Regions from separate parts of the Mus musculus genome. Here all the other regions are linked to region 1. The links are chromatin loops, found by intact Hi-C in ENCODE. Cell type or tissue: heart. All regions are shown on one strand. Each heading gives the region's core, and the rest is flanking DNA. Links, peaks and the distances in the headings are about the cores only.

The links. A loop is a pair of places that touch in the nucleus more often than their neighbours do. Peaks named below come from ENCODE experiments on the same cell type or tissue, not always from the same donor. Only the 100,000 strongest peaks of a DNase experiment are listed, where the experiment ranks them.
Region 2: a loop joins it to region 1, with 3 times the contacts of the local background. A loop is called at or near these places in 8 of 42 quality-filtered maps.
Region 3: a loop joins it to region 1, with 2.6 times the contacts of the local background. A loop is called at or near these places in 5 of 42 quality-filtered maps.

What each region holds. Positions count from the first base shown.
Region 1 is chr7:104,442,052-104,449,784 of GRCm38, forward strand. Trim30a (tripartite motif-containing 30A) reads right to left here and starts at 4,074. Exons shown (of 8, transcript NM_001357467.1): 1 at 3,853-4,074. In heart, for the core only: a CTCF peak has its summit at 4,122 (motif pointing right); DNase peaks (open chromatin) are centred at 4,130 and 4,290.
Region 2 is chr7:104,598,537-104,606,269 of GRCm38, forward strand. No RefSeq gene overlaps it. Among named protein-coding and RNA genes, the nearest start is that of Olfr655, 5.2 kb to the left of the region's middle. In heart, for the core only: a CTCF peak has its summit at 4,848 (motif pointing left); no DNase peak of the experiment used is centred there.
Region 3 is chr7:104,503,571-104,511,303 of GRCm38, forward strand. It overlaps Trim30d (tripartite motif-containing 30D), which reads right to left and starts at 4,279. Exons shown (of 8, transcript NM_199146.2): 1 at 4,101-4,279. In heart, for the core only: a CTCF peak has its summit at 4,393 (motif pointing right); no DNase peak of the experiment used is centred there.

The DNA.
Region 1 (7,733 bases), core at 1,349-6,348:
CTAAAACTGTTACTTTAAGAATGATGATAGTTTCACTGAAAGTAATAGAAAAAAAGGGGGAAGAGCCTCAAGCTCATGGACACAGGGGAAACTTTCCTGAACAGTAGATGAAGAATGGACAAATGTAAGGCAAAGGACACTCTGAATAGGACAATATGGCAACCTACAGATTGGTAAAAGATCTTTACCAACTCTACATTCCATAGAGGGCTAATATCCAATATATACAAAGTACTCAAGAAGTTAGACTCCAGAGAAACAAATAACCATATTAAAAATGGGGTACAGAGATAAACAAAGAATTCTCAACTGAGAAAACTTGTATGACAGAGAAGCACCTAAATAAATGTTCAGTATCCTTAGTCATCAAGGAAATGCAAATCAAAACAACTCTGAGATTCCACCTCACATCTATCAAAAATAGCCAAGATCAAAAATTCAGGTGAGCTGGGCGGTGGTGGCACACACCTTTAAACCCAGCACTTGGGAGGTAGAGACAGGAGGATTTCTGAGTTCGAGGCCAGCCTGGTCTACAGAGTGCGTTCCAGGACAGCCAGAGCTCTACAGAGAGAAACCCTGTCTGGAAAAACAAAACAAAACAAAACAAAACAAAACAAAACAAAACAAAACAACAAAAAAAAGAACAAACCAAAAAAACCAAAAAAACAAAACCAGAAAAAAAAAAAACCCAAACAAGCAAACAAACAAAAACCTCAGGTGACAGCAGATGCTGGTGAGGATGTGGAGAAAGAGGAACACTCCTCCATTGCTGGTGGGATTGTAAACTGGTATACCCACTCTGGAAATCAGTTTGGTGGTTCCTCAGAAAATTAGACATGGTACTACCCGAGGACCCAGCTATACCTCTTCTGGGCATATACCCAGAAGATGCTCTAACATGTAATAAGAACACATGTTCCACTATGTTCATAGCACTATGTTCATAGCCAGAAGCTGGAAAGAACCCAGATGTCCTTCAACAGAGGAATGGATACAGAAAATGTGGTACATTTACACAATGGAATACTACTCAGCTACTAAAAACAATGAATTTATGAAATTCTTAGGCAAATGAATGGAACTAGAAAATATCATCTTGAGTGAGGTAACCAAATCACAAAAGAATGCACATGGTATGCACTCACTGATAAGTGGATATTAGCCCGGAAGCTCCGAATACCCAAAATACAGACCACATGAAACTCAAGAAGAAGGAAGAACAAAATGTGGATACTCTGGTCCTTCTTAGAAGGGGGAACAAAATACCCATGGGAAGAGATACAGAGACAATGTGTGGAGCAGAGACTTAAGGAAAGTCCATCCAGTTGCTGTTCCACCTGGGGATTCAGCCTATATACAGTTACCAAACCCAGACACTATTGTGGATGCCAACAAGTACTTGCTGAGAGGAGCCTGATATAGCTGTCTTTCTGTCAGTGCCTGAAAAATACAGAGGTGGATGCTCACAGCCAACAATTGGACTGAGCACAGAGTCGCTAATGGAGGAGTTAGAGAAAGGAAGCAAGGATCTGAAGGGGTTTGAGGCTCCATAGAAGGAACAAAAATATGAACCAACCAGTAGCTCCCGGGACTAAACCACTAACCAAAGAGTTCACATGGAGTGTCCCATGGCTCCAGCAGCATATGTAGCATTAATGGGAGGAGAGGCCGTTGGTCCTATGAAGAGTCAATGCTCCAATGTATGGGAATGCCAGGAGAGGGAAGTAGGAGTGGGTGGGTTGGTGAGCAAGGGAAAGGGGGATGGGATGGGGGTTTTTGGAGGGGAAGTGAGGAAAAGGCTAATAGTTGAAATGTACAAAATATCTAATAAAAAAAGGGTATACAAGATATAAGATACAATTTGCTAAACGCCTGAAACTCAAGAAGAATGAAGACCAAAGTGTGGACACTGTGCCCCTTCTTAGAATTGGGAACAAAACACCCATGGAAGGAGTTACAGAAACAAAGTTTGGAGCTGTGACGAAAGGATGGACCATCTAGAGACTGCCATATCCAGGGAACCACTCCACAATCAGCTTCCAAACGCTGACACCATTGCATACACTAGCAAAATTTTGCTGAAAGGACCCAGATATAGCTGTCTCTTGTGAGACTATGCCGGGGCCTAGCAAACACAGAAGTGGATGCTCACAGTCAGCTATTGGATGGATCACAGGGCTCCCAATGGAGGAGCTAGAGAAAGTACCCAAGGAGCTAAAGGGATCTGCAACCCTATAGGTCGAACAACAATATGAACTAACCAGTACCCCGGAGCTCTTGACTCTAGCTGCATATGTATCAAAAGATGGCCTAGTCGGCCATCACTGGAAAGAGGCCCATTGGACACACAAACTTTATATTCCCCAGTACAGGGGAACGCCAGGGCCAAAAAAAAAAATGGTAATGGGTGGGTAGGGGAGTGTGGGGGAGGGTATGGGGGGCTTTTGGGATAGCATTGGAAATGTAATTGAGGAAAATATGTAATAAAAAAAAGGGTATAAAAAGAATGAAGAGAGTTCAAAGAACTGATGCCATAGAAGAAATGGTCCTTTTCCAAATAGGCCTGGCAAATAAATTCTCTCATTTACAAAGTATCATTTTTTGAAGCAATTTGACACGTATCCCCTAGACGTTTCCACATTTAAAAACTGGACAACCCTAAAACATGCATTTTAATATCTCATAACATATGGTGGTTAAGAGAGTTAATTGCTATGTTCAGAAAACAGGTGTACACAACTGATTGAAAGCAAGACAGAGCAAAGGGAAAGGGGATGAATGGGCTCTTGAGAACCCTCAAGCCAACCTGGACACAGGAAGTCCTGACCTGTGTCTTCTGGAGTCTACATTAGTTTGGGTGAAGCCTGGATTCCCTGCTCCAAGTCCTTTCTTTTCTTTCATGGTTCTCAAGATCTCTAGATCTTTCTATCAGCAGACATTTTTCATTCTTTTATGTCATCAAATTCAATTAGGAGCTCTTGCTGTGCCTCCTAGGGCACTAATGTTCATGTGTAATCCCAGGAGCTGGGGAGGCTGACACAGAACAATTCCATGAGGTCAGCCTGGGATATACAGGAATTAAAAAGCTGTCACTTCTTGAGAGTGCTCCTTTGCTGTTCTCTCTCTGTCTCTCTGTTTCTTTCTGTTTCTCTCTATCTCATCCAATCTTCCTTTCACCCTATCCTCTGTCTCTTTCCTTGGGATTAAATTAGGAGCTGGTAGAAACTTGCAAGTGCTCCTCCAGCCCACTAATTGCACCCAAATTAGCTAAATAGATTTGGTCTTATTAGGTCCTTGGACTCTGGATCTTACTGTGTCGTCTTTCGTTGTATCCAGAATTACTAGTCTGGGGTGATCTAGATTCAGATACAGGACATATGGCATATGGGGAAGGGTAGGCAATGGTAATGATTTTAAAGTGACATTAGGAATTCCCTACAGACTTCAGGCTATTTTATAGTACAAGTACATTAATAGGAGGCTGCAAAGAGATCAAGACTTCCAATCACAGACAAAGATCAAAGGAAATAAGCCCTTAGAATCATGGGTAAATCTACTATTACTCAGAGAAATCTTAACCTTTTTTTTCAAACACCCCTCTGGCTATACTACTTCTTTGGAGGGAAATCAGTGTCTGTGTTGGAGCAGAAGATTCATGCTGCAACTCATAATTAAAGATTAGAAAAAAGACTGGAGTCTGTTTGGAAAAATAACGGACCTTTCCAGACAGGTCATAAGAGCTGTCTTCCTCAAGGCCACCCTGTCTCTGGCTCTCATCCCCATAATATTCAGCAGGAAGCCAGCAGTTCCCCCCCAACCTCTTCCTGCTTTTTAACTTCAACTTAAACTCACCAGAGCAAAGACTGTGTCTTCTTCTAAATTCCTCCAAACTCTGCAGTTGAAAATTGGCTCACACCTTCAGATACCAACCAAGAGACCCAGGATTTGTGGAGAGGAGCAAACACAGGCAAGAGTCTAAGTCCTGAGGATTCAGCCAACTGTGCTGGTCCTCTTGGGAGCCAGTAGAGAAATGAAAGTTAAGACTGTGAGGGCAGGAACTGAGAAAAAGAAACTAAAAACAACCAACCAGTGGGGTGGTACCCCATCAATATCTGAGGTTTTACCACCAGAGGGAGTCAGTTGCCTTAGGTCAGCTTTGCCTTCCAGTAACTTGGGACATTTTTTTTCAGAACTACAGAAACTTGTTATGTCACTTGTTCAGACTCATGATACAATCAACCAAAAAGTTCCTGACCCTCTGGGAATGTGGAAAGAAAGCCTTCCCCATGGGCTTCTCCTGCACTTGAGCTCCTGTTTTGGCTTTGCCTTGGTGGCAGGTGTGGCCTAAAGGGAAGGAAAAACAAGGCTAGGGACAGAAAGCTGCCGTGTTCCTCTGAGGTTGGAGCTGGACTCTTACCGGAAGAGAACAGGAAGGAAGTTGCAGTTCAGGGAGCTGCCACACAAGCAAGATTTCCCACCCATCAGGGACAGAATGGGGAGGAGTCATGTGCAGAGCCAGGCAGAAACACCTCACCACCCTCACAGCAGAGAGAGCAGTGAGCTGCAGAGGGCTCTCCAGTTGTTCCATGATGTCCCTCAGATTATGTATTCTGTAACTGAATAGACTTTGTCCCTTCACAGTGCCGAGCTGATCCATTCATTCATTTTCCCCTTTCCAGGAGTCCCTCTACAGGATGTTTCACAAGGTCCCATTTGATTTAGGATTTGTTTAAAGACCAGTACTACTGCTACACCATTCCCTGAATAAAAGGTGGAAATCTGTAGAGCTTCTCTGAGAGTAGTGTTTGCCTATCATTATAGAGTCTGATGGTGGACCCTCAGCACTGTACAAAATCAGGTGTGGTGGCTCCTGCATGTGATCTGTCTTAGTTACTCCGAACTGCTGGGATAAACACCATGACTGGGACAAGTTGTAAGGAAAGTGTTTCATTTGGGGCTCACAGTAGAGTTCATGACCACCACAGTAGGACACATGGCACCAGGCAGGGAGACAAGGTGCTGGAGCAGGAAATGAGAAGTCACACCTTGAGACACAAACTAGACAAGAGGCAGAGGCAGAGAGAAAATGTTGTTGTTGGTGGTCAGAATCTACTGAATCCTGAAAGCTTGCATCCATGCCATACCTTCTCTAATAATGCCACACTACCAATCTTCTTTTCTTTTCTTTTTTTTTTTTAAGGATTTTTTTTTTATTGGATAGTTTCTTTACTTACATTTCAAATGTTTTTCCCTTTCCAGGTCTTCCCTTCGGAAACCCCCTACTCCTACCTCTATGAAGGTGTTCCCCCTCCCCCACTCCTATCTTCCTGCCCTAGCATTGTCACATACTGATGCATCTAATATCCTCAGGCCCAAGGGTTACTCCTCCCACTGATGTCCAACAAGGCCATCCATCATCTGCCACATATGTGGACATAGCCATGGCTCCTTCCATGTGTACTCTTTGGTAGATGGTCCAGTTCCCAGGAGCTCTGGTGGTTCTGGCCCGTTGACACTCTTGTTCCCTCCATGAGGATGCAAACCCTGTCAGCTCTTTCAGTCCCTTCTCCAACTCCTACACTGAGGACCCTGCTCTCTGTCCAATGGTTGTCATTGAGCATCTGCCTCTGTATTTGTCAGTCTCTGGCAGAGTCTCTCAGGAGACAGCCTTATCAGTCTCCCATCAGAAAGCACTTCCTGCACACTCAATAGAGTCTGATTTTGGGGACTGTATATGGGATAGGTCCCCAGGTGGGGCAGTTTCTGAATGGCCTTTATCTCAGTTTCTGTTCCACACTTTGTCTCCATATGTCCTCCTGTGAGTATTTTGTTCCCCTTTCTAAGAAGCTCTGAAGCATCCACACTTTGGTCCTTCTTCTTAGGCTTCTTATGGGCAGGTCACTTCCCCCTTTATCATCTCCAGGACTGATGAGGCCATAGTTGCTATGATCCTGTGTCTGCCTGTCCTGACTTCTCACACTTCTGCACGGATGGCTGTGTGACAGGGATGGGGAAAAGGGTCAAGTAAGAAATGAAGGATCAGAATGAACCCTGTTCAGATGTCAAGGAAGGACCACAATGACAAGTTAAAAGAACAAAGAAAGATATGTGGAAGGAGGTTTGGTGACATAGCAAATAGTACTTTGTCATACTTCAGGTGCTGTACTTTTAGGTCACCCCAAATGACAGATTTCATGTATGGGGATGCTATCCCCCTTTTACTGAATAGTAGAAAGAATTTACTGTCAACATCCTTGTGTAGCCTCCCTTTTATCCTTCCCTGTCTTTCCCAGGCACCATCTTCAGTGTCCTAAGCACCAAACCTCTCATACCTCTGGCCACTCCTCTTCTATCAGGACTAGTCAGTGAGACTCACTCTGGTGCTCTTATTGCCAGTTTCTTACCAGAAAGAGCTGATGCTGACACGGAGTGTAAACACTCCCACGTCCTGATGCACATATGTATTGATTTCTCTGATTATTATCTAATAAAAGACTATGCATATATTTGTTCACATGGTTCCATTAATCCCTGTGCTAGATGTATAAAGATGGTCACTTAAGAGGGTCATTTGTCTTCAATACACTGAAAAGGTATGAAAATCATCCCATGGAGTCTTCTTTCATATGAACCTGTGTGGGGGCAGTGAGCTGCTCACAGTCAGACTGGTCTTAGTAGAACAAAGGTCTGGAACCCCAGGGACTGGATGGGTGGTGATTTCCACCTACATGGGATGGAAAGTATTTGGTCATGTCTCCTTAACCCCTGGCTCCTATTGAAATTACGGTCCCCACAGTCCCCGCAGAAGAGGTGTGTGTCTCTCTATCACTGGATAGTTGACTTCTTGTCGGCCCAGGCAGACCCAACTAGTGCAAAGTGTCTCAGAGTTACCGAGTGACCTGGAAGACATGGTGGAGACTTCATCTCCTTGCCTGCACTAGCTTCCCTTTGCCGAAACCCTTGCACAAGACCTGGCCAGAGATCTCCATGGAAAACCTCTGCTACCCAGGCCCACAGTTGGCTCCTGATGTGGGACTCTTATAGACACGACTGCACTGAATGGATACTGCAGGAAGGTGTGCTCCCCCTGCCCCCAGCTCTGGAAACAATTAATCTGTCTTTTCCTACTGTCCTTTCGGTCAGCGCCATTGCATGGATTTAGACAAACTAAAAGGGCAACTGAAGCCTGGCCAGAGCTACTCTCCGTTGTTGGCTGAAGGTCCCTCTGGCCTCTGTCTAAACCCCCGACAGCCCACAACAGGTGTTGGCAAAGACTCTCTATCTAACTTCTCCTTAAAACAAAAAGAAAACCTGGTAACGCAGCAGCCACTTAAAAGCCACAGGGCAGCTGCCAGTTCTTAAATCTGCAGGAAGGCTTAGCATTTTGACCTCTGTGGAATCCCCCAAAGCCAAATAGGCCAAGGGAACGTTCCCATTGGGCAAGTGCTTCTCATCTTTTCTATCATGGGCAACTTACCATCACATAAAAAATCACCCCAGGCCAGGGAAACACGCGCCCTACAAAAACCCTGAGGAATAAAGATAGCAAAAAAACAAACAAAAAAAAAAAAAACAAAAAATAACAACAAAAAAACAAAACAAAAACAAAAACAAAAACCAAACAACAACAACAACAAAAAACAAGCATTAGTGTTTTGGAAAGAAGTCTTTCAGATAGCACCATTCATGGCCAGTGATAATATTTATAGCCTGGACTCATGGATCAGAGTACT
Region 2 (7,733 bases), core at 1,873-6,872, 160 kb after region 1:
CAGTTAACACATGCCATTTAGCAGCAGGGAATTAGGTAAAGAATTTATTGCTAGAGCTTTCTCTGGCAAGTTAGCCAGGAGCCCCTCACTAGGCAGATAAGAGGCTCAGAGCTTGTTCACTCTGTAAATCAGGGATGAAAGAAAGAAGTCACTTATACAGACAACATAACACACATTCTAATTAGGCCTGACTACCTGTTTTATTTAATCCACAACTGTTCTTGTATAACTACACACAGACAAACAGGCATATACATATATACATTTGGTGAATGGAACTGAGCCCCAAATGCCATACACATACATTTGGAAGGATGGATGGTTGGGGCAGAGCTCCCCACAAGCCAACATCTTATTTCTATTCTTTGGCCTTTTTATAGGCAAAAGTTTTAGAAAGTTGCCTCATAGATAAAATGTTAAACAAAGGGGAGTTACAGAGGTATGTCAGTAGTAAGTTCAAAGCAGTGTTTTGTTCTATAAACTCATAAGTTCAAAACAAGTTTCACATGGCCTCATTTTATCATTGTGCACACCTTGCTTCCTTCCTTCCGTCCTTCCCTCCCTTCTCCTCCTCCTCCTCCTCCTCCTCCTCCTCCTCCTCCTCCTCCTCCTCCTCCTCCTCCTCCTCCTCCTCCTCCTCCTCCTCCTTCTTCTTCTTCTTCTTCTTCTCTCTCTCTCTCTCTCTCTCTCTCTCTCTCTCTCTCTCTCTCTCTCTCTCTCTCTCTTTCAAGACAGAGTTTCATCTGTGTAGCCCTAGCTGTCCTGGAACTATACCATGCTGGCTTCGAAATCACAGAGATCTACCTGCCTCTGTCTTCTAAGTGCTGGAACTAAGAGCATGCATCAGTACTGCCCAGCTCCATCTTTTTTTTTTCCCAAGAGCACAGACATTCAGTGTGAGCCTACAATCTCTGCTTATGTGCCTATATGTTGGGAGATTTAGTATTATGGTATAAAGTGATATTCATGAATTTTCTAAGTTGTTGAAGCCATGAGGTTGACTAATGGTTTTTAGAAGAAATAATATCACTTTGTGTGAAGAAAGAAAGGGAGGAAAGGACCAAATTCAAGAAAATCCTTGCCAGAAAAAAAATCACTATCACCAATATTTTGAACATATTAGAACGCCATGTGACATTCACTTAAAAAGGACTTTGCCTGCATAATAAGTAGATGTTGAAAATAGCTCATTCTGGGGCACGCCACAAACAATTCCAGATGAGGGTTGCTTAGGAGAATCTACATGTCCTGTGCAATACAAGAGATGCAATGGGGGCATTTATCTGACCATACGGCTTTGAACTGCTTTGTTATACTAGAAGCTCACTGATAAGATGTGGGAGTTATGTGACACCCTGGTAGGACTTTGCAACTCTGCGAATTTGCTGACACTGTCATTGGAGCAAACTGTACATCTGTAAGGACCTTACTTACTTTCTTCATGGAATAGAAACATAAACATTAAAGTAGTTTATTATAAATATTTTCTGCACAGTTCTTTTCTTGTAAAAATCATAGCTATAATGTCCTCTGACTAATATTATAGAATCTGAGTTTATCCAAAATTATTTCACCTTTTCTTTTATTGTTGCTGTTGTTGCTCTTATAGAATTATCAAAGATCTCCTAGCTTTTCATATAGTTATCTGACCCAAATTGACATTTACAACTAAAGTAATCTGGCATCACCCTTGCCTCCTGTATTTATTGCCTTACCTACTCATAAAATCAGTGCCTTTGTTGAAACTGAAACATTACACAGGATTAAAGTTGCCAGATTTTTGAATCTTTAAAATGATCTCTATTGATTATGAAGCCAAAGGACATGGAGAAAGAATGGCAATAATAGTATGGACATAGAACTGGGAAGTACTATTGAGAGGAAAAACATTATAGGCCATATTTTTCTGTTTTACCTTAAACTTCTTTTGGGCAAAGCAATGTGCTCAGGCCATAGACTGATTGTGCACAGTCAAATGAAGGGTGATTTTATGCATTTATTGTTTATAGACTGCAGATTGTAAAAGTAGTGTATGCATAAGATTTTGTTCTTCATTATGCTGCCCAAATCTGTACTTTCTTTCCTTTCCAAAGCCAGCCCCCAGAAAACTCATCAGCCTTCTGATCATTTATATGTCACAGAGCCACAAAGTGATTCACACCATTGCCATGGATTATAAACACTAAGAAGTGTAACAATTCTCATGCCTGGACCCAGACAACAGCCTCCAAATAAATATCCAGCATTGGAGCCTAGGAACTCTAGTCTCTAGAGCACCTGCGCTAATTCCCTGTGCTGTCATGTTGAGAATTACCAACCTAAGATAATGTGGTTCATGGTACATGAATCTAGGTCCCCCTTTTTTTCTACTTAAAAAAAAAACTCATTCTACTTTGTTTCTCTTTACCTGTTAGGTAAATTTACAGACAGTGACTACAAAGTTCAGTAAATGTTATAACTGAGATGGGCAAGAGGTTGTGGTGCTTGATGGGGAATTTTCTTGTACAGGGACAAAGAGAATTGTAAAGAACATTTGCTAGACTCTTAGGGGATCAGAGAACATTCTCTGTGTGTGAGAAAACATACAATATCTGAAAACTGTGATTTGTTTAGAAGATAGAAATGCAGTGTGGTCTTGCCTCCAACTCCATAGATCCCTGGGGGCAGGCTCATTATCGTTGATTGATAGCATGATTTCTATATCCCTTTATTAGTAAAACCATACCTTCCTCCATTTTTACCTTTTCTCTCTGCACAAACTATAGTTATTATTTTAAGCATAAATTAGCCCAATTTTTTGTTCTTTAAGAAGTTCTTTCCATTTAGCTCATACTTATTAAGTACTCACTACATAGCTGGATTTGTAAAATAATTATCCTGTCATAGTTTACATTTCTTTGTCATTAAAAATAATTTCTGGATTCTTGGACCTTTACTCTCTCACGCCTTAAATTTGCTGTTAACTCGTTCATCTTTCAGAAGGGATGGCAAAGGCTGCTGAATGGCTAGAACAGAAATGCTTGTTAAACAGGATTAATGCAGATATAGGTAGATATTGAGAGAAAGCAATTGAATCAAAAGAAAAGCAATTATATAAATTTTAAAATTAAAACTTACCTAGAAATATCCTAATACCTTCTTACAACCTACCTTGCTTTCAATAAGCAGAGCATTCCTACACGAGGGTCATAACTTGAATACGGTTTTTGTTTTCTACTGAGCTGGATAGAAAAGCACTCCCTCCCTGTATTTATTTCTGCAAGATGACATATAAGTTTTCTTTTTGCTATGAGCCAAGGATCTTTCATCATATAAAGGAAGTTTTGTAGTCTATGATTTCATCTTAGGAGAAATTTGAGGGTAGTGACAAGTCTTCAGAGACCAAGGAAAGAGAGAAGCACAGCATAGCTCATCAGAGAATACCACTGGGTGTTTTATTAGAAGCAGCATGTCTTGAAAAGCAGCCCCCAAAGGAAAATAAATTGTTGTGAGCATTCCCAGTTTCCATGTAATGTTAAGTTTTCATTGCTTACCACTTTCCCGAAGACAGGAACAGTGATGTTTTCACTCTAGGAAAACAAAGGTTCATTTAATAATTTGGATTTTTCAATTCAACTTTCTTCTTGTGATTTTTACCAAGCAATGTCGTTTTCACTTTTCAAATGACAGGAACTTGGCTGCAGTTCTTTTTGAAAATCTAAGTAATATTGGGGGAATTTTGCTTTTTTTCATTATTTTATTATTTGGCAGTGATTGGTTTATAAGAGAAGTTTTGTACCATAGGTAATGTCTAAAGTCCATTTCTGGGGAAAGACGGCTAGATCTGAGGGGCATATAAGAGATGGGATGGAAACCAAATACAGTGGAAACTGTTAAAAAAAATAAAGATAATTCTAATGAAGTCACCAAATAGTGAGGGAGATGGAGTCCCAACTGGCAGTCTCTTGTCACCTACTGAAGCTTCCAGTACCAGGACTATGTTACATCTACTTGAATTGTTGGCCAAAGGGAAATCTGCAAACAGTTCATGCTGTTGACGAAACAATAGGTTGCTCTCAACAGACAGCAAGACCCCAATGCTGAAGACAACACCCAAACAACTCATTGAACATGCAGAGGTCAAGCTGGTGCCTACATAGACCCTTTACACCTACATTCTAGTGTCTTTGGTATGATAGGCTACTCTGCAGGTTGTCAAAAGAGAAACATAAACAACAACCCAGCCACAAACCTTTAGATCTTTGTCCTGCCTGCAAAATATGTTAGTGATGATGGCCCTAAGCTTGTGGGAGTGAAGAACCAATGTCTGGTTTGAGTTAAGGCCCATTCCATGAGAGGGAATCCATACCCGTCACTGCTTGGGTGACTGAGAACCAGAGTCTAGAGAGCCCAGACTCATGCACCACGCCCTCTGCATGTATTATGGATTTCAGTTTAGCGTTATAATAGGACTATGGAGTGTTTGAATGAGTGGGTCTCTGATTCTTGTGCCTTATCTTAGGCTCTTTTCCTTTAGTTGATTTGCCTTGTCTAACTTTAATCTGATGGTTTTTGTTTTATCTTATATATATTTTTTGTCATGCTTGTTATCTCTTAGAAGCCTGTTCTTTTTTAATGAGACAAAAAGGGAGTGGAGCCAGAGGAAAGTAGAGATGGGGAGAGGGGCTGGGAGGATTAGAGGGAGGAGAAATTGTAATCAAGACCTATTGTATGAGAAAAGAATCTGTTCTCAATAGCAACAACAGCAACAACACTAATAATAGAGTGCTTTCTGCTCTTTGAGAGGATCTTTGAATCCTAGAACCACACGTGCCAGAGATGCTCCACGTGATCTGGCGCCATCTTCTGGCCTTAACTGGAATTGCATGCCTGAGGTGCACATTTATATAGGCTAGCAAAACACATACACATAATTAATTCAATAAATTATATTATTTATCATATTATTATAATATAACCCATATTGACTTAATAATACTATATTAATCACATATTAAAATACTCTAAAATAAAAATAATAGTTAATTTAAAAAATCTGGACTGAAGATCTGTGTGTGTGTGGTGTCTGTGTGTGTGTCTATGTGTGCACATCTTGTGTATGAGTTTTTAGATTATGATGTGGAATTGGGTGTGTGGAGAAATGGGACAGATCTTGGAGGAGGAAATCACAATAACAATATGTAGAGAAAGTATCTTGTGAATTGTATGAAAGCATCACCTATCAATTTCAAAAGCTACTATACTTTTGATTTAGACAGAAAATAGAGATAGTACATCCAGGAGAAAGAAAGGATTCTGAGATAGAGCCAGGAGGGGAATTCTCTGGGAAGATATAGCAGGTCAGATACATGGTAACTGAACACAGGTGACCAGCCACATGACAGAATATAGGTCAGAATAAATGGGATATTTTAAGTTATATCTAGTTAGAGAATAGCCTAGCTATATGGCCAAGGTTTTTGTAAATATATTTTGAGTCTCAATCATATTTCTGGGAGCATGGGGTTGGGAGGAAGAATCAAGGACTAACTTCTACAAAAATATATTGTCTGAAAAAACATTTTTTTTTAAATAAAAACCAAAACCCCAAACAAACAAAAAAGAGCACTTCCTGGTCTCTAGAGGACATGGGAGGGGTCCCTGCTCCCCTTCAGTAGGCTCGAAACAGTCTGTAGCTACATTTCCACTCAATTTTATGCTTTCTTCCGGTTTCTGTAGGCACCCCTGCTTCTACCCACATGAGGTAGGCACTCTCTGTGGTGGTGTAAATGAAAGTGGCCTCTACAAGTTCACGTACTTGAATGCTTGCTCCTCAGTTGCTAGAACTGTTTGGGAAACATTAGGAAAAGTTGCCTCGTTGGAAAAGGTGTGTCACTGGTGGTAGACTTTGAGGTTTCAAAAAGGATTGAAATTATAGAATAGTTTCGTAATTTTCACTCTATCTGAAGCTCGAGGACTACCTGTATTATTTAACTGGTTTAAAGTACACTAATTCTGTCAGTTAACTCTGTTATAATCTCACAAATGCCTATTGTAGAATTTAGTGGTTGAAAACCTTATTCTATAGTATAATATTGTTAGAACATGACATTGTCTCTTGTCAAATAAAGTAATTAAATTTTGTGGGTTTAAAAAAGTGAAGAAAGAAACAACTATTCTTAGATAAGTTTTTTATATAACTTTCATTATTTGTCAAATTCTGTGGAATTCTTGGTATTTAACTGAAATCATAATCAATTTTATAAATGTAAAATGTGAGATTATCTTTGTGAGACAGAATCTCACTGTGTAGCCCAAGATGACCTTGAACCCTTGGTAAGTTTACTGTCTAGGCCTTGTGAATGCTGGGTTACATGTGTACTTCTTCTACTTCTCACTTTTGGTTCCTCTATATCTAACCACATGTGCTTCTTATATTTTCTTTAAAAGTATACAATGACCTATGCTTCTACCAATTTTTCACTAAGTTTCAGTTAAGATCATATAGTCATGTCATATTTTCTGTGTTTGGCATGTTCCTCTTTCCCTCCTCTCCTCCCTTTTTAACTTTTCTCTCTTCCTGGTACAATGAAATAAATAAATTATTTAAGACTACTATCAGTTTTGGTTGCTTTACTCAATCTCTCTCTGTCTCTCTCTCTGTCTCTCTCTGCCTTTGTCTCTCTGTCTCTTTCACACCCAGACAAAACACATACCTACATACACACATACTTACAGAAGACACAGACACACCATAGATTGATTTAGACAGTTCTGAGGACTGGCTGGGCAAGCATTGAGATGCAAAGAACAGGCCGTCAGAAAGTAAAGACTACAAGAAGGCTGGGGATTTCCAGGCCTGGGATGAATCTAGTTTTTTATAGGAATTGGTCTCTTTTTCTAAGGGAAGCTTTAACTTCCTCTCATGCTCTTCCCTCTGATTATTCAGGACTAAATGGCCAACTCCTAATTTAAAATCATCTAATTAGGATGCTCTAGTATATCTATGGAGTCCCATTTGCAACAGCACCAAATTTGGTATTTGAGCAAATAGAACTTGTGTGTATTTTCTGTTACAGGAGGATACCTCAACTAGTCCTTTTATATGAAATCACACTAGAGATCAGATTCTAAGAAACTCAGTCCAGCCTTGTGAAGTTGACCTGCCATGGAGATGCTAATTCCATCTTGGAATATGCTACCCAAGACTTTCCTCAGAACTTGATGAGTAGACTTGTTCATGGAGGATGAGAGAAAGAGTTTCAAAGTCCATTTCTGAGCAGAGCTTGTGATATCAGGACTTGAGAAGTTGAGGCCGAATAATCTAGAGTTCAATTGCAACTTAGCTATGTAGCTAATTCCAGACCAACCTAGGTAGCATAGTGAGATCTTAGCTCAAACAAACAACAAATCACCTAAATCATATTTTCTTTCTTCCCCTTCTCGCTTCTATTATTGCTTTAATTATTAGCAATGAAGTGGATTAAACCTAGCCCTAGAGAGGGAAGCAAATTTGGGATAAAGCTCTGGGAAATGAAAGTTTCTCAGGCAGATTTTTAAGGTATTTCACTCTAGATTTTTAAGCTATTTCACTAAAACTGATTGTTACTCTGCTCTCTTAAATACAGCAAGAGCGGATCTAGAAAGCAGTTGTGGAGGAACACCCAGTCGCTGTTTGTCTGAAATGTTCATTGGCTTAGGGTAGTGGCTCTATACGTGCCAGCACTGGAGGGAGCAAGATCAAAGCACTTGGA
Region 3 (7,733 bases), core at 1,873-6,872, 62 kb after region 1:
CTTCTACTTCTATTTTGTGAAATAGTTTGTGCAGAACTGGAATTAGATCTTCTTTGAAGGTCTGATAGAACTCTTCACTAAACCCGTCTGGTCCTGGGCTTTTTTTGGCTGGGAGACTATTAATAACTGCTTCTATTTCTTTAGGGGATATGGGACTGTTTAGATAGTCATCTTGATCCTGATTCAACTTTGGTACCTGGTATCTGTCCAGAAATTTGTCCATTTCGTCCAGGTTTTCCAGTTTTGTTGAGTATAGCCTTTTGTAGAAGGATCTGATGGTGTTTTGGATTTCTTCAGGATCTGTTGTTATGTCTCCCTTTTCATTTCTGATTTTGTTAATTAGGATTTTGTCCCTGTGCCCTCTAGTGAGTTAAGATAAGGGTTTATCTATCTTGTTGATTTTCTCAAAGAACCAACTCCTTGTTTGGTTAATTCTATGAATAGTTCTTCTTGTTTCCACTTGGTTGATTTCACCCCTGAATTTAATTATTTCCTGCCATCTACTCCTTTTGGGTGAATTTGCTTCCTTTTTTTCTAGAGCTTTTAGATGTGTTGTCAAGCTGCTAGTATGTGCTCTCTCCCGTTTCTTCTTGGAGGCACTCAGAGCTATGAGTTTCCCTCGTAGAAATGCTTTCATTGTGTCCCATAGGTTTGGGTACGTTGTGGCTTCATTTTCATTAAACTCTAAAAAGTCTTTAATTTCTTTCTTTATTCCTTCCTTGACCAAGTTATCATTGAGAAGAGTGTTGTTCAGTTTCCACGTGAATGTTGGCTTTCCATTATTTATGTTGTTATTGAAGATCAGCCTTAGTGCATGGTGATCTGATAGGATACATGGGACAATTTCAATATTTTTGTATCTTGGACACTATTTTTTGATAAATAAACTGAAACTACAAATGTGGAAAAAAGTCATTTTAAACAAATGGTTGCAGCCCAATGATGTCTAGATGTAAAAGAATGCAAATAGATACATATTCATCACACTGGACAAAATTCAATTCCAATTGGATCAAGGACCTCAGGATAAAACCCACCACACTAAATTTCATAGAAGAGAAAGTGGACAATAATCTTGAACACATTGGTACAGAAGTCAATTTACTGAACAAAACACCAATGGCTTAGACTCCATGATCAACTATTTATAAATGGGACCTCATGAAATGGCAAAGTTTCTGTCGTGTAAAGAACACAGTTAACGGCAGCCTACAAAATGTTAAAGGTTCTTCATTAACCTTACATTTGACAGAGGGCTCATATGCAAAACTTATAATGTATTCATGAAGGCAAACTCTAACAACCTAAATGAAACAATTAAAAAATGTGTCCAGAGCTAAACAGTGAGTTCTCAACAGAGGAATCTTGAATGGCCAGAGAAGTACTTTAATAAATGTTTCAAATTCTTAGTCATTAGAGAAATGCAAATAAAAAAAAATAAGGTTTCATCTTATACCCATCAGAATGGTTAAGATAAAAAATTCAACAGTTAGCACATGCTGGTGAGAATGTGGAGCAAGGTGGACACTCCTCCATTGCTGGTGGGAGTACAAAGTTGTACAACCACTTTGGCAATCAATTTGGTGGTTTCTCATAAAACTGGGAATAGTTCTATCTGAAGACCTACCTACTGCTTCTGGGCATATATCCAAAAATGCTCCACCATCCCACAGCGACATTTGCTTGAGTATATTTATAGCAGCTTTATATGTGATACCCAGAAACCAAAAACAACCTAGATGAACCACAACTGAAGAATGAATAAAGAAAATATGATACATTTATACAATGGAATGCTACTCAGCTATGAAAAACAAAGATATCATGATTTTTTTAGATAAATGGGTGGAATTTGAGAATATCATTCTGAGTGAGGTACTCTGGTCCCCAAAGGACAGGCATGGTATGTACTCACTATTCACTGATATTAGCCATAAAATTTAGGATATCCATGCCATATTCCACAGACCCAAAGAAGCTAAACAAGAAGGAAGGCACATGGGAAGATGCTTGATTCTCACTTAGGTGGGAGAATCAAATAGTCATAATAGGTAGATGGAGGCAGGGAACTGGATAGGAGAGAGATGAATAGGGAAACTGAAGGGTTCAGGATGTGGTGTGGGGAGGAGAGGAGGATGGGTAGATGACCATGAAAATGAAAAGAAATCTGCAACTGACAGGGTGGATAGGTATGGGGCATCTCTAAGAAGAGACAGAGACCAGGGAGAAGGTAGGTGCCCTAGTATCTTTGTGAGTGCCTTAGCTGTGTGTGACTCATAGCACTGGGGATATGAAACCTGAAGAATCTACTTCTTGTAGCCAAACAGGAACCCCAGTGGAGTGATAGGGACACCAACCCACCCACAAAACTTCTGACGCAAAATTTGTCCTGTCTATGAGAAATTTATGATAGGGCCTTGGTTTAATGGATTCCTAAATAACGTGGGAATTTCCATGTTTGCTTCTAAGATGCTGCAGGTCCCTGCACCCAATTGGTTTTGATTGGTAAATAAAGATTCCAGAGTCCAATCGTTGGGGATAGAGAGATCAAACAGGGACCTTAGATTTTCTAGGAACTTGGAGAGGGGGAGGAGACAAGACCTCCAGGAGAGAAAGCCAACAAGTAGCATAAGAATTCCTGTAAGTGCCCATCAGGGCTATTCCTCCAGTTAGGTCTGGGATAGCAGAGATGAAATCTTCATTTAACAAGTTGAGCCAAGAATACCAGAGGGGAGTTTGTGTGCTGGGGGAGGAATAGAACTGTCCAGCCTTTGAGCTAATCAAGGCATATGAAAATTAATCTAGTTTTTGTGTGTCTTTTTGGGAGTGGGTTTGTGTGTGTCTTTCATTTGAGAATCCAGAGAGCACTGGAGTGGGTGTAGCATGTGCTCAACCTGTAGGGAGCCAAAGCAGTTTGTTCGTTTTTTTTTTTTTTTTCTTTTTCTTTTAGACAGTGTTTCTCTGTATAGCCCTGGCTGTCCTGGAACTCACTTTGTAGACCACGGTAGCCTCCAACTCAGAAATCCACCTGCCTCTGCCTCCCAAGTGCTGGGATTGAAGGTTTGAGCCACCACTTCCGGCATGAGTGGACTCTTTACAGCCCTCAAACCAACCTGGACACTGGAAGGCTTGACCTGTGTCTTCTGGTGTCTAAATTAGCTTGGGGGAAGCCTGGATTCTCTGCTCCAACTGCCTTCTTTTCTTTCATGGTTCTCAAGATCTCTAGATCTTTCTATTAGCAGACATCTTTGATTCTTTTATGTCATTAAGCTCAATTAAGAGGCCATGCTGTTTCTCCTGGGGTTAATGTACACTTGTAATCTCAGCTGCTGGGGAGGTCGACACAGGGCAATTCCATGAGGTCAGCCTGGGTTGGGCACTTCTGGAGAGTGCTTTACCAGTGTTGTTCTCTCCTCCCTCCCTCTCCCTCTCCCTCTCTCTCTCTCTCCCCCTCCCCCTCCCCCTCTCCCTCTCTTGTCCAATCCTCCTTTTACCCCATCCACTGTCTCTTTCGTTGGGATTAAATTAGGGTCTTGTACAAACATGCAAGTGCTCCTCCAATGCACTAAATGCACCTCAATAAATTACACCTCCTGGATATTTCTTCTTCTTTAGATTAGGTTTTATGACCCAAGGACAAGGGCAGGCTATGGTACTGACTTTTAAGTGACATTAGGGATTCTCTACAGACTTTGGACTGTTTCATAGTACAAGTACATTAATAGGAAGCTACACAGAGATCAAGAATTCCTATCACAGAGACAGCAGCATAGAGAACGAGCCCTTAGAATCATGTGTAAAGCCACTATTACTCAAAGAAATCTTAAAGTTTTGCTTTCATACACTCCTTTGGCTGTACTTCTTCTATTTAGGGAGACCAAAGTCTGTCTTGGAGCAGAAGGTTCATGATGCAAATCATAATTAAAGATTAGAAAAGTCTGAAATATGTTTGGTACAACAACTGGACATCTCCTAACATACTATGAGAGCTGTCTTCCTTTAGGCCACCCTGTCTCTGGCTCTCATCCCACAATACTCAGCAGGAAGCCAGCAGTTCCCCTCCAACACCCTCCTGCTTTTTAACTCCAACTTAAACTCACCAGAGCAAAGACTGTGCCTTCTTCTAAATTTCTTCAAACTCTGCAGTTGAAAATTGGCTCACACCTTCAGATACCAACCAAGAGACCCAGGATTTGTGGAGAGGAACAAATACAGGCCAGAGTCTAAGTCCTGATGATTCAGCCAACTGTGCTGCTCCTCTGAAGAGCCAGTAGAGAAATGAAAGTTAAAACTTTGAGGGCAGGAACTGAGAAAAAGAAACTAAAGAACTACCAACCAATGGGGTGGTACCTCATCATTAACTGGAGTTTTACCACCAGAGGGAGTCAGTTGCCTTGGGTCAGCTCTGTCTTTCAGGAGCTTGGGACATTTTCAGAGCTTCAGGAACTTGTTGTGTCACTTGTTCAGACTCATGATACAATCAATAAAAAAAGTTCCTGACCGTGTATAAATATGGAATGAGAGCCTTTCCCATGTGGGCTTCTCCTGCACCTGAGCTCCTGTACTGGCTTTGCCTTGGTGGCAAGTGTGACATAAAGGTAAAAATAAACAGGGCTAGGAACAGAAAACTGCAGTGTTTCTCCAAGGTTGGAGCTGGACTCTTACAGAATGACAACAGGAAGGAAGTTGCAGTTCAGGGAAGCTGCCACACAAGCAAGATTTTGAACCATCAGGGATAGGATGGGAAGGAGTCATGTGCAGAGACAGGTAGAAACACCTCACCACCCTCACAGCAGAGAGAGTAGTGAGGTGTCGAGCGCTCTCCAGCTGCCCCATGGTCTCCTCCAGATTATGTATTCTGTGGCTGAATAGACTTTGTCCTTTCACAGTGTTGATCTGATCCATCCATTCATTTCTCCCTTCCAGAAGTCCCCCACCAGAATGTTTTACAAGGTCCCATTTGCTTTAGGATTTGTAATAAAGACCAGTACTACTGCTAAACCATTCCCCGAGTAGAGGGTAGAAATGTGTAGGGCTTTGAATGGGCTTCTCTGAGAGTAGTCTTTGCCTATCATTATGGAGGCCAATGGTGTTCCTTCAGCACTGTACAAAATCAGGTGTGGTGGCTCCTGCATGTGGTCTGTCTTAGTTACTCTTCTACTGCTGTGATAAATACCATGACTGGGACAAGTTGTAAGGAAAGTGTTTCATTTGGGGCTCACAGTAGAGTTCATGACCACCACAGTGGGGCATAGGACACCAGGCAGGGAGACAGGGTGCTGGAGCAGGAATTGAGAAGTCACAACTTGAGATACAAACTAGACACAAACCCGAGGCAGAGAGAGAATGTTGTTGTTGGTGGCCAGAATTTACTGAATCCTGAAAGCTTGCACCCATGCCATACCTTCTCCAATAATGCCACACTCCTAATCTTATTTTCTTTTTTTTTAAGGATTTTTTTAATTGGATATTTTCTTTACTTACATTTCAAATATTTTTTCCTTTCTAGGTCTTCCCTTCGGAAACCCCTATCCCATTCCCCCCTCCCCCTGCCTTTATGAAGGTGCTCCTCCCCACCCACTCCCATTTTCCTGCCCTAGTATTTTCTTTTTTTTTTCCATTTTTATTAGGTATTTAGCTCATTTACATTTCCAATGCTATACCAAAAGTCCCCCATACCCACCCACCCCCACTCCCCTACCCACCCACTCCCCCTTTTTGGCCCTGGCATTCCCCTGTACTGGGGCATATAAAGTTTGCGTGTCCAATGGGCCTCTCTTTCCAGTGATGGCCGACTAGGCCATCTTTTGATACATATGCAGCTAGAGTCAAGAGCTCCGGGGTACTGGTTAGTTCATAATGTTGTTCCGCCTATAGGGTTGCAGATCCCTTTAGCTCCTTGGCTACTTTCTCTAGCTCCTCCATTGGGAGCCCTGTGATCCATCCATTAGCTGACTGTGAGCATCCATTTCTGTGTTTGCTAGGCCCCGGCATAGTCTCACAAGAGACAGCTACATCTGGGTCCTTTCGATAAAATCTTGCTAGTTTATGCAATGGTGTCAGCATTTGGATGCTGATTATGGGGTGGATCCCTGGATATGGAAGTCTCTACATGGACCATCCTTTCATCTCAGCTCCAAACTTTGTCTCTGTAACTCCTTCCAAGGGTGTTTTGTTCCCACTTCTAAGGAGGGGCATAGTGTCCACACTTCAGTCTTCATTTTTCTTGGGTTTCATGTGTTTAGGAAATTGTATCTTATATCTTGGGTATCCTAGGTTTTGGGCTAATATCCACTTATCAGTGAGTACATATTGTGTGTGTTCCTTTGTGAGTGAACTACCTCACTCAGGATGATATTTTCAAATTCCATTCATTTGCCTGAAAATTTCATGAATTGATTATTTTAATAGATGAATAGTATTCTGTTGTGTAAATGTACCATATATTGGACAAGCCTGTGAGCACAGATGAGACCATCACTTCTGCTCAGGGGGGCCCACCTGGAGACCTCAGTATACAGTACTGAGGAGCAGCTTGTGACAAGATTCTTCTGGTTTTTATCAGCACCTGGAGCTCATCCTGTGCCATGGCTCTCCATGCCAAAATTCCTCCCAGAGAAAACTTGTCTCCCCAAAATACTGACACACTGGCTTGCAGAAGGGACAAGACACAGTCAGATACAGCAAGATCAGCTAACACCAGAGAAAAACAGATGGTGAAAGGCAAGGTCAAGAATATAAGCAACAGAAACCAATGCTATTTAGCATCTTCAGAATCCAGTTCTCCCACCACAGGAGACTTTGTTACCTCAACACACCACCTCAACACACCAGGAATGTAAGACTCTGACTTAAAATCACATCTGATTATGATGACAGAGAACTTTATGAAGGACACAAATAACTCCATTAAAGAAATACAGGAGACCACAGGTAATCAGCTAAGATCCCTTAAAGAAATAACACAAGGTCCTGTCAGCAAAATCTGTCTGGCCATAATAAAGCTCTCTCTTGTGAGGCTATGCCAGTGCCTAGCAAATACAGAAGTGGATGTTCACAGTCATCTATTGGATGAAACACAGGGCCCCCAATGAAGGAGCTAGAGAAGTACCCAAGGAGCTAAATGGGTCTGCAACCCTATACAAGGAATAACAATATGAACTAATCAGTAACCCCCCCCCCCCAGAGCTGTGTTTCTAGTTGCCTATGTAGCAGGGGATGGCCTAGTTGGCCATCAATTGGAGGAGAGGTCCTTGGTTTTGCGAAGATCATATGCCTCAGTACAGGAGTATGCCAGGGCCAGGAAACAGAAGTGGGTGGGTTGGGGAGCAGGGCAGGCGAAGGATATAGAGGGCTTTGGGGATAGCATTTGAAATGTAAATGAAGAAAATATCTAATAAAAATATTTAAAAAAAAATCTTGGCTTAAAGGGATGAAAAACAAAAAGTAACACAAGATTCGCCCTTATAGTCAGTGCCAGCTCCGGGCCACCTTGGGCACGAACTTGTCAGATGGTCTCATGGTCCCCAAAGGATCTTTGGATCACTGGTAAGTGGAATGCAACATCTGTTCCAAAACAATCGTGAGTGGCCTGTGAGAGCAGAAGCAAGGACACAGGAGCCCTGCCTGACCAATGGTGTGGGTTCCCTTCTGGTGGGTGCTGTTATACCTTAGTTTTGGACACAGTAGACATCCCGTGGTCCTCAGAGGAGACACCACTTCCAGGTGCTGTA